Regions from separate parts of the Homo sapiens genome. Here region 1 is linked to region 2. Evidence: chromatin contacts called from ENCODE Hi-C or POLR2A ChIA-PET data. All regions are on one chromosome and are shown on one strand. Each heading gives the region's core, a stretch centred on a gene start or an enhancer-like site at or near the end of the contact. The rest is flanking DNA. Distances are from core to core; before and after follow the strand shown.

The links. A loop is a pair of places that touch in the nucleus more often than their neighbours do. ChIA-PET counts read pairs that join two places held with the same protein, here RNA polymerase II (POLR2A). Pooled maps may share reads with other maps.
Region 1: a map of PC-3 shows a loop between it and region 2 (5-fold over the local background). The contact joins two enhancer-like sites. A Hi-C loop is called at or near these places in 21 of 168 maps with a recorded cell type or tissue (CD4-positive, alpha-beta T cell, CD8-positive, alpha-beta T cell, PC-3 and 15 more), 4 of 37 single-sample maps with no recorded cell type and 24 of 50 pooled maps. POLR2A ChIA-PET finds 5 or more read pairs at or near these places in 16 of 52 experiments (A549, CD4-positive, alpha-beta T cell, CD4-positive, alpha-beta memory T cell and 11 more).

What each region holds. Positions count from the first base shown.
Region 1 is chr9:129,498,569-129,504,021 of GRCh38, reverse strand. LOC124900275 (extensin-like) reads right to left here. Exons shown (of 4, transcript XM_047424330.1): 3 at 350-699. LINC00963 (long intergenic non-protein coding RNA 963) reads right to left here. Exons shown (of 5, transcript NR_038955.1): 3 at 883-1,625; 4 at 350-699. Among named protein-coding and RNA genes, the nearest start is that of LINC00963, 13 kb to the right of the region's middle. Within about 2 kb of position 1,886, at least 6 of the 41 ENCODE cell types and tissues checked have a DNase peak (open chromatin) inside an H3K27ac peak, as active enhancers do.
Region 2 is chr9:129,411,889-129,417,491 of GRCh38, reverse strand. No RefSeq gene overlaps it. Among named protein-coding and RNA genes, the nearest start is that of LINC00963, 74 kb to the left of the region's middle. RefSeq lists enhancers at 695-1,194, 1,788-2,607 and silencers at 3,189-3,328, 3,469-3,678, 3,789-3,958, 3,979-4,058. Within about 2 kb of position 4,296, at least 41 of the 41 ENCODE cell types and tissues checked have a DNase peak (open chromatin) inside an H3K27ac peak, as active enhancers do.

The sequences.
Region 1 (5,453 bases), core at 637-3,136, 89 kb before region 2:
CCCTGCCTGTCTTCTATCATGTGCCTCAGCCTGTTTTTTTTCCTTTGCCAGGCTGCAAGCCCCTGATATCAGACTAACAGGAGCACAACATTGCACGGTCTAAAGACACTACATTAGGGTGAAATTTTGTTCTTCTATCTTCCCCCCTTGCATGGAGAGGACCCTCATTCCTGCCCCCACCCTCGCTTCACTGTGCCAGGCACAGGCAGAGCCCAGGTGCTGCCTCTGCTTGTCTGCAGTTGCCGACGAGGCCTGCGCTGAGCATTTTGGCAAGTCTGGAGAATTGAAGGCCCAGGCCCTTGGCCCTATCACCGCAATGCAGGCCCAGAGGTGGCAGGCGGGAGCTCACCGATGGATCTGCCAGTGTCAGTCCCAGAGCGGACCCCAGAAGTGTTCAGGCGTGGACTCGCACTGTCTGACATTTCCATCGATGGCCTGCATGAGGAATGGGCGGTGAGCATCCTCCTTCCATCTCCAGCTGGGGGTGGAGGGTGTGAGCCTGCCCGCCGAGAGGAAGCCAGTTACAGAATCAAAATGACTCAGGCTGGGCTCTGTGGTGCGTGTCTGCAGTCCCAGCTGCTCTGGAGGCTGAGGCAGGAGAACTGCTCTAGTCCAGGAGTTCGAGGCTGCAGTATGCTATGATCATGCCTGTAAGTAGCCACTGCACTCCAGCCAGGGTAACACAGCGAGACCTTGCTTCTGAAAAACAAAAACAAAATGACTCACAGAAAGGCGGAGTGGCCAGAAATCAGGGACTGGGAACCTGTGGGGGAAGAAAAATCACTCAGCAGTGGTCTCCTCCCAGCCTTCCTGCCTCCAAGTTTGCCCCTCTAATCCGTCTTACAGAGCTTCCAGCTTAATCGTTCCAATTAATCCTCCTACCTGAGCCAGCAAACCTTCGCTGTTGCTCCTACTTGCTTCCAAAGGCAGTTCAGTGTCTGGCCCCACTGTCTTTCCAGGGTGTCCTCCTCCTCCCGGAACACAACTGGCTGCCCACCGGCTGGGCGCGGTGGCTCACGCCTGTAATCCCAGCACTTTGGGAGGCCAAGGCCGACAATCACCTGAGGTCGGGAGTTCGACACCAGCCTGGCCAACATGGTGAAACCCTGTCTCTACAAAAAATATAAAAATTGACCGGGCACGGTGGCTCATGCCTGTAATCCCAGCACTTTGGGAGGCCGAGGCCTTGGGTGGATCACAAGGTCAGGGGATCGAGACCATCCTGGCTAACACAGTGAAACCCCGTCTCTACTAAAAAAAATACAAAAAATTAGCTGGGTGTGGTGGCGGATGCCTGTAGTCCCAGCTACTCGGGAGGCTGAGGCCGGAGAATGGCATGAACCCGCGAGGCGGAGCTTGCGGTGAGCCGAGATCGGGGCCACTGCACTCCAGCCTGGGCGACAGAGCAAGACTCCGTCTCAAAAAAAAAAAACAAAAAACGAAACAAAACAAAACAAAAAACAAAACAAACAAACAAAAATTAACAGGGCATGGTGACACACGTCTGTAATCTCAGCTACTTGAGAGGCTGAGGCAGGAGAATCGCTTGAACCTGGGAGGCGGAGGTTGCAGTGAGCCGAGATCACACCACTGTACTCCAGCCTGGTGACAGAGTGAGACTCCGTCTGAAAAAAAAAAAAAAAAAAAAGAAAGCCTTTGTCCATGCTGTTCTCTCTGTCTGGAACAGCATCACACTTGCAGGCCAGCTCCACATCAGAGGAGACCCTCTTTCTACAACTCTTGAGGGCCTCTCCAGTCCTCCAGCCCCACTCCATTCCACATCCTCACAGTCAACACAGCCCCACTTGCCTGGACTCTCAGAGCAGTCTCCCAATAGGCCTCCCTGCCTGGGGATAAGTCCCAGCTCTCAACCTGGCACTCGACGGCCTTCCTGATCAGCTGGGCTCCAGCCTCGTGATTCCCACCCACTGTTTGACCTGACACAGCTGCTTAAGTTTCTCTAGTTCTTCTAGATTACCCTGTTCTCCCACTTTGAGACCTTCTTATGTGTAGATTTCCTCTTCCTGGAGCACTTTTCCCTCCCCTCTTGGCCCGCCTAACTTTTACTCATCTGTCAGGAAGCCATGTTGATTCCACCTCCTCCAGGAAGCCTTCTTGGATTTAGGGTCCCTCCTGTTGGCTCCCAGAGGTCCCATATCCCTTGCATCATCACAATTCCTCCTCCAGATTGAAGCTGGCTGCTTTGCCAGTCTCCTCTAGGCCATGGTCTCCTGAGGACAGAGCCACACATTGGCCTCTGTCTCCCCCAGCTTGATCAGGGCAGGAGGTGCCCAAGAAAGCCCAGAAGGAAGGAGTGGGAAATGGTCCCGCACATGTATTGAGCTCCCGCTCCACAGTGAGCCTTTTACTTGCAGCCCAGTAGCCTGGATGGCTCGGCCTTTCTGACATGGAGTTAGGTCACCATCTGGTCACAGCCTGCAGCCCCAAGCTCTTCTCTTTTCATCTAGATAGTGGGCATAACCCTGGATCTTAACAGCCTGTGAGATGCAAGGAAACACCAGACGCCAAGGGCTCATCCCAGTCCCGGGTAGATGATTTTAAGCATTTCGTGTTCCTATCATTGGTCGTTATTGGGGCTCTGGAGCCAACCTCTGTGGCTTCAAATCTTGGCTTCTCCTCTCCTGGCTGGGTGACTTTGGGCAAGTTACTTAACCCCTCTGTGCCTCAGTTTCCTCATCTGTAAAATGGAACTAATCATAAGCTCATTTTCTCTGTTTCTCAGGGCCCTGGAGAGGATTATAACAATTGATATGCATGCAGAGTTTGCACAGCACTTGGTGCAAGGGCTGGGCAAATGCTGGCTGTGGTTGTTATTATCTCGGGGTCACCCTGAGCATCTGATACCAGTGAGGAGACTCTGGCTTCTGGGGAATCTTCCAGAGCTGCAGATCTGAGCCTGGCAGGAGGAACTCTTAGACCTTGTGAAGACTGAATTCCTGTCCCCTGAAGCTCTTGAAACCATCCCATCCATGTCTGCCGGTCAGAGTCACCAGGAAGTTCTTCCTTGTATCTATCCTAAGTCTTTCCTGCGTTGATTTCTCTGGGTTCCCATCCAGGCCGGATAGGAAGACGAGGGAAGGAGCCTTAAGGGTGTCTCAAGCATCAATCCCAGAACTTCCCAGCTCAGCTCAGAAGCCAGCAATGTGAGTCTCTGGCTCCTAGGGGGCCAAGAGCCAGGAGGGGAGGGTTTGCCTGGCTCAGTCTCCTTCGAAGGTCTCCCAGCCACAGCCAGATGCAAAACCACCTTTGTTCCCTGAATTTCAGGCCGTGGGAGGGAATGGGGCCAGCGCCTGGGGTGCGGCTGGGGAGGGAGGAAGAGATGCAAGGATTGAAAACTCGAGGGAGGCCTAGAGCAGCAGGGAGGCAGGACAGGGCACCCTGGGCAGCCAGATAGGGGCAGGGGTGTGGGAAACAGAGGGCGCAGAGCAGGGGCCAGCGGGGCTGGGAATAGGAGCCTCGGGGAGGCCGGTGAGGCGCGGAGAGGGAGGCCTCATACCAGACACTGTCTAGACGCAGCAATTATTGTCAGCTCGGAACACCCAGGCTCTGCCGGTTCAGCTGAAAGGGAGCTTAACAAAGAAGCAAGGGAGGAAGAAAGCAGGGAGAAAAGCCGGCTCCTGGCCTGTCGGGCTCTTTCTCTGCCTTGGCCACCCCCCTTTGTGTTCCACCAGCCCTGGTGGGGGGGACCCCAATGTGAAAGCACAGCTCAGAGATGCCTAATGGGGACACGGCTCCTCCTGGGCCCAGGGGGCCTGGCCAGGATCACTGTGTGGGTTTTTGGGAGGGAGAGGAGGGTGCTCTGGGCTGCCTCCTGCACGTGTATTTCTTTATATGGAGGCAGTGAGAACAGAATTCCCAGGGAGACAGCAGGCCTGAAAGTTTGAATCGCAATTCCCGCAGCTTCCTGCTGTATATATAGCTCTGGGCCGACTACAAATTTCTCTCAGCCTTGGTCTTCTCATCTGCAAAATAGGGAAAAGAACACTGCCTGGGCCAGGCGCGGTGGCTCATGCCTGCAATCCCAGTACTTTGGAAGGCTGAGACGGGTGGATCACCTGATGCCAGGAGTTTGAGACCAGCCTGGACAACACAGCGAAACCCTGTCTCTAATAAAAATACAAAAAATCGGCTGGGTGCGGTGGCTCATGCCTGTAATCCCAGCACTTTGGGAGGCTGAGGCAGGCGAATCACCTAAGGTCGGGAGTTCGAGACCAGCCTGACCAACATGGAGAAACCAAGTCTCTACCAAAAATACAAAATTGGCCGGGTGTGGTGGATTGAGTGCAATGGCGTGATCTCAGCTCACCGCAACCGCTGCCTTCCAGGTTAAAGTGATTCTCCTGCCTCAGCCTCCCAAGTAGCTGGGATTATAGGCATGTGCCTGTAATCCTTTTTCCCTCTTTGCTTCCATCCCAGGGAGAGTCCTTCATGCGTTGGATGGGACCTTCAAGGCCCTAAGTTTTTGTGGCTGCAGAGTCAGCTCAGAGCCATTTGGGCCAAACTCAACAGACCCACAGACAGAGAAAATGTGGCACATGTTCTCGGGCTCAGGGCTGCTACGTGGCCTTTTTCTCTCTCCTCCTCTCCCTGGCATTCTTTGCAGTTTCTGGGACTTTGGGTTCCTCTCTGGCTTCCACTTTCTCTGGGCCTCCCAGAGTCTCTGTGATTGTCTAGACCTTCATTCTCCTGCCACTACCCCAGCCACTGTCTGGAACCTGACCTTGGCTGAGCCACTGGGCCTGGTATTACAGGCAGCTCCAAGCTCAGGAACCCCAAGCTCCATCCTGGGAGAGGACAGACCAGGTCCTGAGTAAGAGGTAGGCAGGTGGCCCTGGACGCTGCCCTCCAGCCACTGGGCTCCTTGAGGAGGGGCTCAGATGCTGCTCCAGGGTTCCAGAGTGACCAGGGCTGGGGGTGGATTTTCAGAGGAGCAGCCCAGGCCCTCCTCCATCCATCATTTCCTAGTCTGGCCTGGCTGGGCCATTCCCTGGTCCTGGAGAGGTTGGAGGTGTCCCATGGGTTGTGCCTCAAGTGGAGGGCAGGGCACTTAGTGCAAGGGACAGTCTCACACACACTCACACTCACTTATACACTCACTCACACACGCACACTCACATATACACTCTCACACACATTCACACTCACACACATATACACTCACACTCACACATATACACTCACACACTCATATACACACACACGAATACTCACACACTCACATTCATATACACACTCATACACACACACTCTCGCACTCCCTCTCATACTTTTACACTCATTCTAACACACACACATGCTGTCCCAGAGCTAAGGCCCTGACACCTGCCCCAGTGACACTCCCCCACCACCAGCCTGGGTCCCTGGCTGCTGGGCACCCTCACTGTGTCTAGAGCTGGAAGCTCCCTTCCCCTCTCCCGCTCCCACATGCCCAT
Region 2 (5,603 bases), core at 3,047-5,546:
CACTGGGTGGACAGATGGGCAGAAGGAAGGAGAGAAGGAAAGGAGGAAGGGAAGGAGGGAATGGGTGAGTGGATTCATGGATGGATGGATGCATGGAAGCCAGGGAGGGAGGATGAGTCACTGGGAGAGGATGGATGGAATGGAAGGATGGATGGATGGATGATGGGTGAATGGATGAAAGGAAGCAAGCCAGCATAGATGGAATGAGTGATGGAATTGATTGTCCCCTGCACCTGGAGGCCTCCAGTGACTCAGCCACAGAGGTCAGGAAGCTGGAGACGTGAGCAGGCGGCTCACCCCATGGTCCCCTCCCCCTCCCCCCCCCCCGATATTTTCATTAGGACACATCTGCTGCACCTGGCCCCTCGGCCCCTGCCCTGCGAAGCTGCAGACGCCTCTGCTGGCTTTATTAAGGACCTATTAACCCAACGGCTCCAGGCAGGGCTAACGATGCTGTCACTGCAGATGCTGGTTTGGTAGAGAGCCTCAGAGGGCCTCAGTAGGGAGGGCCAGGAACCTAGGGTTACAGCGAGGTCTTTAGAGCTGCACAGGCCTGCCTGATTTAATCCCAGTTCTGCTAATTGGCTGTGTGGCCTTGGGCAACTTACTTCCCTTCTCGGAGTGGGAGCTTCCCCACCTATAAAAGGGTCATAATGTGCTTGTTTGAGGATTCACTGAGCTAAAGCATTACAACACCTAGCCCAGAGTAAGAACTTGTTATAACCAGCAGCATATCCGAGGACCCCCCGGGAGCCAGGTCCAGGGTGGAGCGCTCACACACAGCAGCCCCCATCTTTAGGACCAGGCAGGTGCTGTGACCCACCCTATTTCATGGATGAGGAAACTGAGGATAACAGGAGATGAAGTGCTTGGCCAAAGCCACCGTGCCAGGCAGTGACAGGGCTGAGATTCAAACGTGGGCCGTGGAGACCGTGACTGGGCCACGTCCTGCCGGCTACTGAGCAGGAACAAAGGCCGGGGCGGGAGGGCGGGGCTGGAGGGGTGCTTCTCCCACCAGCTTCTGGAGGTGACAGCACGGAGGAGGGGAGGGGAAGCTGGGACAATCTCGCTGATTTACGGCTTCCAGCGGGATTAACTGCACCATCTGGAGGCCACGCGTCCACCCGGGTGTGTTAGGAACCCCAACCCTTCGGTGTAAATGGCAGGGGGAGACACGGTGGATGGCCGATCAGCTGTGAGCCGCCGGGTTGACTGTGGGGACCATGTGGGGCCCACCTGGCTTTCTTCAAGCCACCATCTACCCCTGAGGATGTCTCCCACTGAGGGGGCTGGATCTGCACCAGACTCAGAAGATTCCAGAATGGCTGGATCCAAGGGTTCAAATACAAAGGGAGGGCTGTGGCCGGAGCCACCGAAAAGTACAGGGGGTGAGCAGGAAGGGCAGGGGAACAACAGAGACAGGAGCAGCAGCTGGACACTCGCTCTCAGGGGTGTGTGACAGCGACTGCACCATCTTCCAGCTGTGTCCCCAGCAAGTGACTTCACCTCTCTGAGGCTCTGCCCCTTCATCTGTGAAAGTGGGATCATCGTGGTCTTTACCTCACTTGGTTGTTTTGAGGGCAGAATTAGATAAGGAAATGTACAGACCTCGGTGGAGTACCTGGCACTGAGTAAGTTCACAATCAATGGTGGTTGTGATTATTATCCCCATTTGCCAGATGGGAAGACTGAGGCTCAAAGCAGCTCAGGGACTTGCCTCGGATTACACAATGGGTTGGTGGCAGAACCCCTGGCCTCGGCTTCTCCTGACCCCAGTCCAGTGCTCCTTTCCTGGAGGCTGGACCAAAGATGAACCTGCCTTGGGACACAGCCAGCCCCAGAGTGTCAGAGACCCAAGGTGGCCATCCTGGGTCACACCAGCTCCAATGACAGCTTCTATGTTCTAGCACCTACTGTGCACCAGATGCCATGCCACGAGCTTGTGTGCACCACCTCCAGGAGCCATCACCACCTGTGACACGGGCACTGCGCTATCCCTGTTGTCCAGATACACAAGCTGTGGCTTCGGCAGAGCCGGGATCCACCGCCAGGACTGTCTGGTCCTGGAATCCCGGTTCTCAGCACAGGCTACTGCTGGGCCAAGGTGGGGCTTCTCTAGACTGTAGCGACAGCTCCCAGGCGCCTTCTCCCTATGTGTTCATCTTCTCCTTCAAGGAGAGACGGCAATATGGCACCCAGACCTCCACCGTGGATCCTAAGTCTTCTGGACACCAGACAAGTTTCCCCTGCAGGGCGGGGTTCCTTTCTCACATCTGGAAAAGGGGGGTGGGGGAAGGAGGGAAGAAGAAACATCAGCCCTAGCCCCTCCCTCCCTTCAGCCAGCACAGGGCCGCAGTGGGGGCTCAGGCTGCTAGGCGATGGTGGCAGGAAGGAGGTTTGAAGCATGCGGTCCCCCTTCCCCGCACACCCTGTCTACATTCCCATCTGGTCAGCCTGCTCGCTGAAAGTTGAAGTCCGCCTTGTACAAAAAACAAAAGCCTCCCCTTTCCAATGCAGAAAGCCCCAGAGACCGGGGCCACTCCGCTTGCCTTCTCTCTTGGCCAGTGTGGCCAGGACAGGGGCCGGGGAAGTGACAGCTGCCCTGCTCAGGGGAGAGAGATCCCAGTCCTGGCTCGGGTCCTCTCTGGGGCCATACCCCAGGAGCAGCTCGCGGAGCCTGTCCCCGCTGACTCCCACCGGCTCCCGCCTCGCCCGGCAGCCCAGGCCCCGCGACCCCTCCCCCTAGGACCTCCCAGCCTGGCCATCCGAGATGACCTTTGCCCCTTCCCCACAGAAGCCCAGACCTCTGACCCTTATTAAAAACAAACCAAACAAAATCTGGAGAGAAAAAAAATTCTCCACAAACACCTGAGAGATGATCGCGTGTCCCCGGCGCACGTACACACACACACGAGCACACACACCCCAGCCTCAGACACGCGAGGCCGCCTCCACATAAACACGCTGCTGGAGGGCGGGTTTTGTTTATGAAACGTCCAGGTTTCTCTCAACTTTGGGACGGGTGTGGACTGTTTCAGAGTTTTCTGCGGGATGAGGGAGCCTGCGGGCGGCAAGGATGTATTTTCTGCTTTGTGCTCTTTGCTGGTTCAATCCGGGGAGGGGGATACGTGAACAAAAGGACCAGGAAACCCAGGAAGGGGGCCCCGGGGCAGCACCCCCACCCCCAGGGGAGGTCGGGCTCCGGGAGGGCAGCCCCGGGGCCTGGGAAGCCCGGACTGGGCCTGAGCTCCGGAGGGCAGGGCTGCTAGCCCGTGTCCCCTCCGCGTCCCCGCGCTGGGCCCAGGGTCTGTCGCTTCGAAAACGTCTGGGACCGCTGGGCCGGGGTTCCTGCCCCCTCCTCTCCTGGCCTACAGCGCCTGGAAACCAAGGAATCCGCCCGGAACAATGGCAGGGCGGCTTTCCAAAGGCAAACAAGGAACGATTTGGCTTTTCCTTCCCCCGGCCCCCGAACCACCACCTAAGCGGGCGGCAGGGGCAGGTCTGGGGGTCCAGGTGGCCCCGGCGCGGCGACGGGACACACCCGCGACGCCCTCGTGGGCCAGGCCCCGCTGCGCATGCGCGGGTTGGGGCGCAGGCGGCCGCGGCCGCCCGCGCAGCCTCGCTCTGGCCCGGTCTCCGTGGCAACGGGCTGGGGGGAGGGGCCGGGCGGCGCGGGCCGCGGTGGCTGCTATTTCTGCCGCTTCCTGTTCCTCGTGGCCACGTCGCCATGGCAACGGTGTTACTCACCGCGGCCGCTTCCCGGCTCGGCTGGCGCGCGTGACCCCGGCCGCTCGCGCCCCCTCGTCTCTCACTTGCTGTGTTTTCCCCTCTTCCCCCGGGCGTCCTCCTCCTGCACCCCGGGTCCCCCAAGCAGCGCGCCCCGGTGCCCCCCACCCTTCCCCCTCCTCCCCGGTGCCCACGGCCCGGGACGAGGGGGAGGGAGATTGATGGGGGACGCTTATTAAAAAACATTGTAACCGTTTCCGTTTTTATTACGTTGACAAGGGAGCGTTATTTACTGTTATTGTTTGCCGAGCGGGCCGCGCCGGAGCTCGGGCGGCCCCCCGGGAGCTCACCTTCAGGCCGCGGCGGGCGGGGGCCGGGGCGGGGGGCAGGGCGAGAGCAGGGGGCGTCGGGCGGCCGCGCACCCCGGGGCCCTGCTCCTCGCCCCTTCCCCCGCCACCCCGTCCGGGCCCCGCGGCGGGGCGCGTTGGCGCGGGGAGGGACTGCAGAGGCCCGGTGACTCGCGTTGAAGGAGAAAGGCAACAAAAAATAAAAAAGGAACAGATGACTTCATTCTCGGGAAGGCTCCGTCCTACACGGACCAATTTCCTGGGGACTGTGGTGGAACAGCCCTGCTGCCGTTGGAAGCACTTAAAACTAAACCAGATAAAGACCAGAACATTCTGGGCCCTGCTGAACCAAGCCAGGGCAGGCTGCCGGGGCATGCAATTTCTGGCCACATGGGGAGGTGGGTGGCCTCCCTCCACCCTCAAAGGGCGCCTGGCTTCCAGTGTCCCAAGATTGCGGGTCCTGTGGGGAGGTGTCCACCGGGATCAGATGGGCCTGAAGGACGCCCCCAAGCCCCTGCTGGGATGTTAATGTCATCCTGCTAATTAAAGTTTGTGATTCTGTTCCTAACTCAGCTCCCCACTCTTGGACATTATCAGCTCAAATGCATACAGTTGCTGCTCTGGACAGGGAAGCCAGAGGAAAAAGCCTCTGCAGTGCACACCATACCATGGGTTCAGAAAAACAAATGTTGGCCGGGCACGGCCCGCCTGTAATCCCAGCACTTCGGGAGGCCGAGGCAGGAGGATCACTTGAGGCCAGGAGTTTGAAACCAGCCTAGTCAACATGGCAAAACCCAGTCTCTACTAAAAATACAAAAATTAGGCGTGGTGGTGCACGCCTGTAATCCCCGCTACTAGGGAGGCTGAGGCATGAGAATCACTTGAACCTGGGAGGTAGAGGTTGCAGTGAGCCAAGATCATGCCACTGCACTCCATCCTGGGCAACAGAGCAAGACTCCATCTCAAAAAATAAAAATAAAAAAGTGTTTACACTTACAAGCAACTCCTAGTGAACAACCCAGGTTTTGGAAACAACTTTCAGAGACCCCTTTAGCCTGTTTCATGTTTTCTTTTTCTTTTTCTCTTCCAAGGACATGCGGTTAGCCTTTGGTCACGGAGACCTTTGCCCTTTCAAGATAAAGTGATCTTCAGCTCTCTTCCCAGCACCAGCCGCTCTCAGCTGCACAGCCCTCCCTGAATGTGTGAACCAAAGTCACTGGTTCCAAGAAGAAAGAGCATCCTCCATCCCCACCCCACCCCCACCCCCACCCCACCCCACTCCCACCCCATCCCACCCCAGCGCTTGTGGAGTGTAAGACAGAGGTTCCCAGCCCTGAGATACGGACAGGCATCGGGCAGGCCTATACCTCCCTCCACGCCGAGTCACCAGCACTCACCCCACAGGCTGACCGTCCACGCAGAGCTGGTGGTGGGTTCAGAGGGTTTAGCTGATGCGAGAGTCGGAGCCCTGGGCAAAGTTTGTGACAAAATGACAGTAGACACCCAGTGTTGCAGAACCCCAGATCTGGG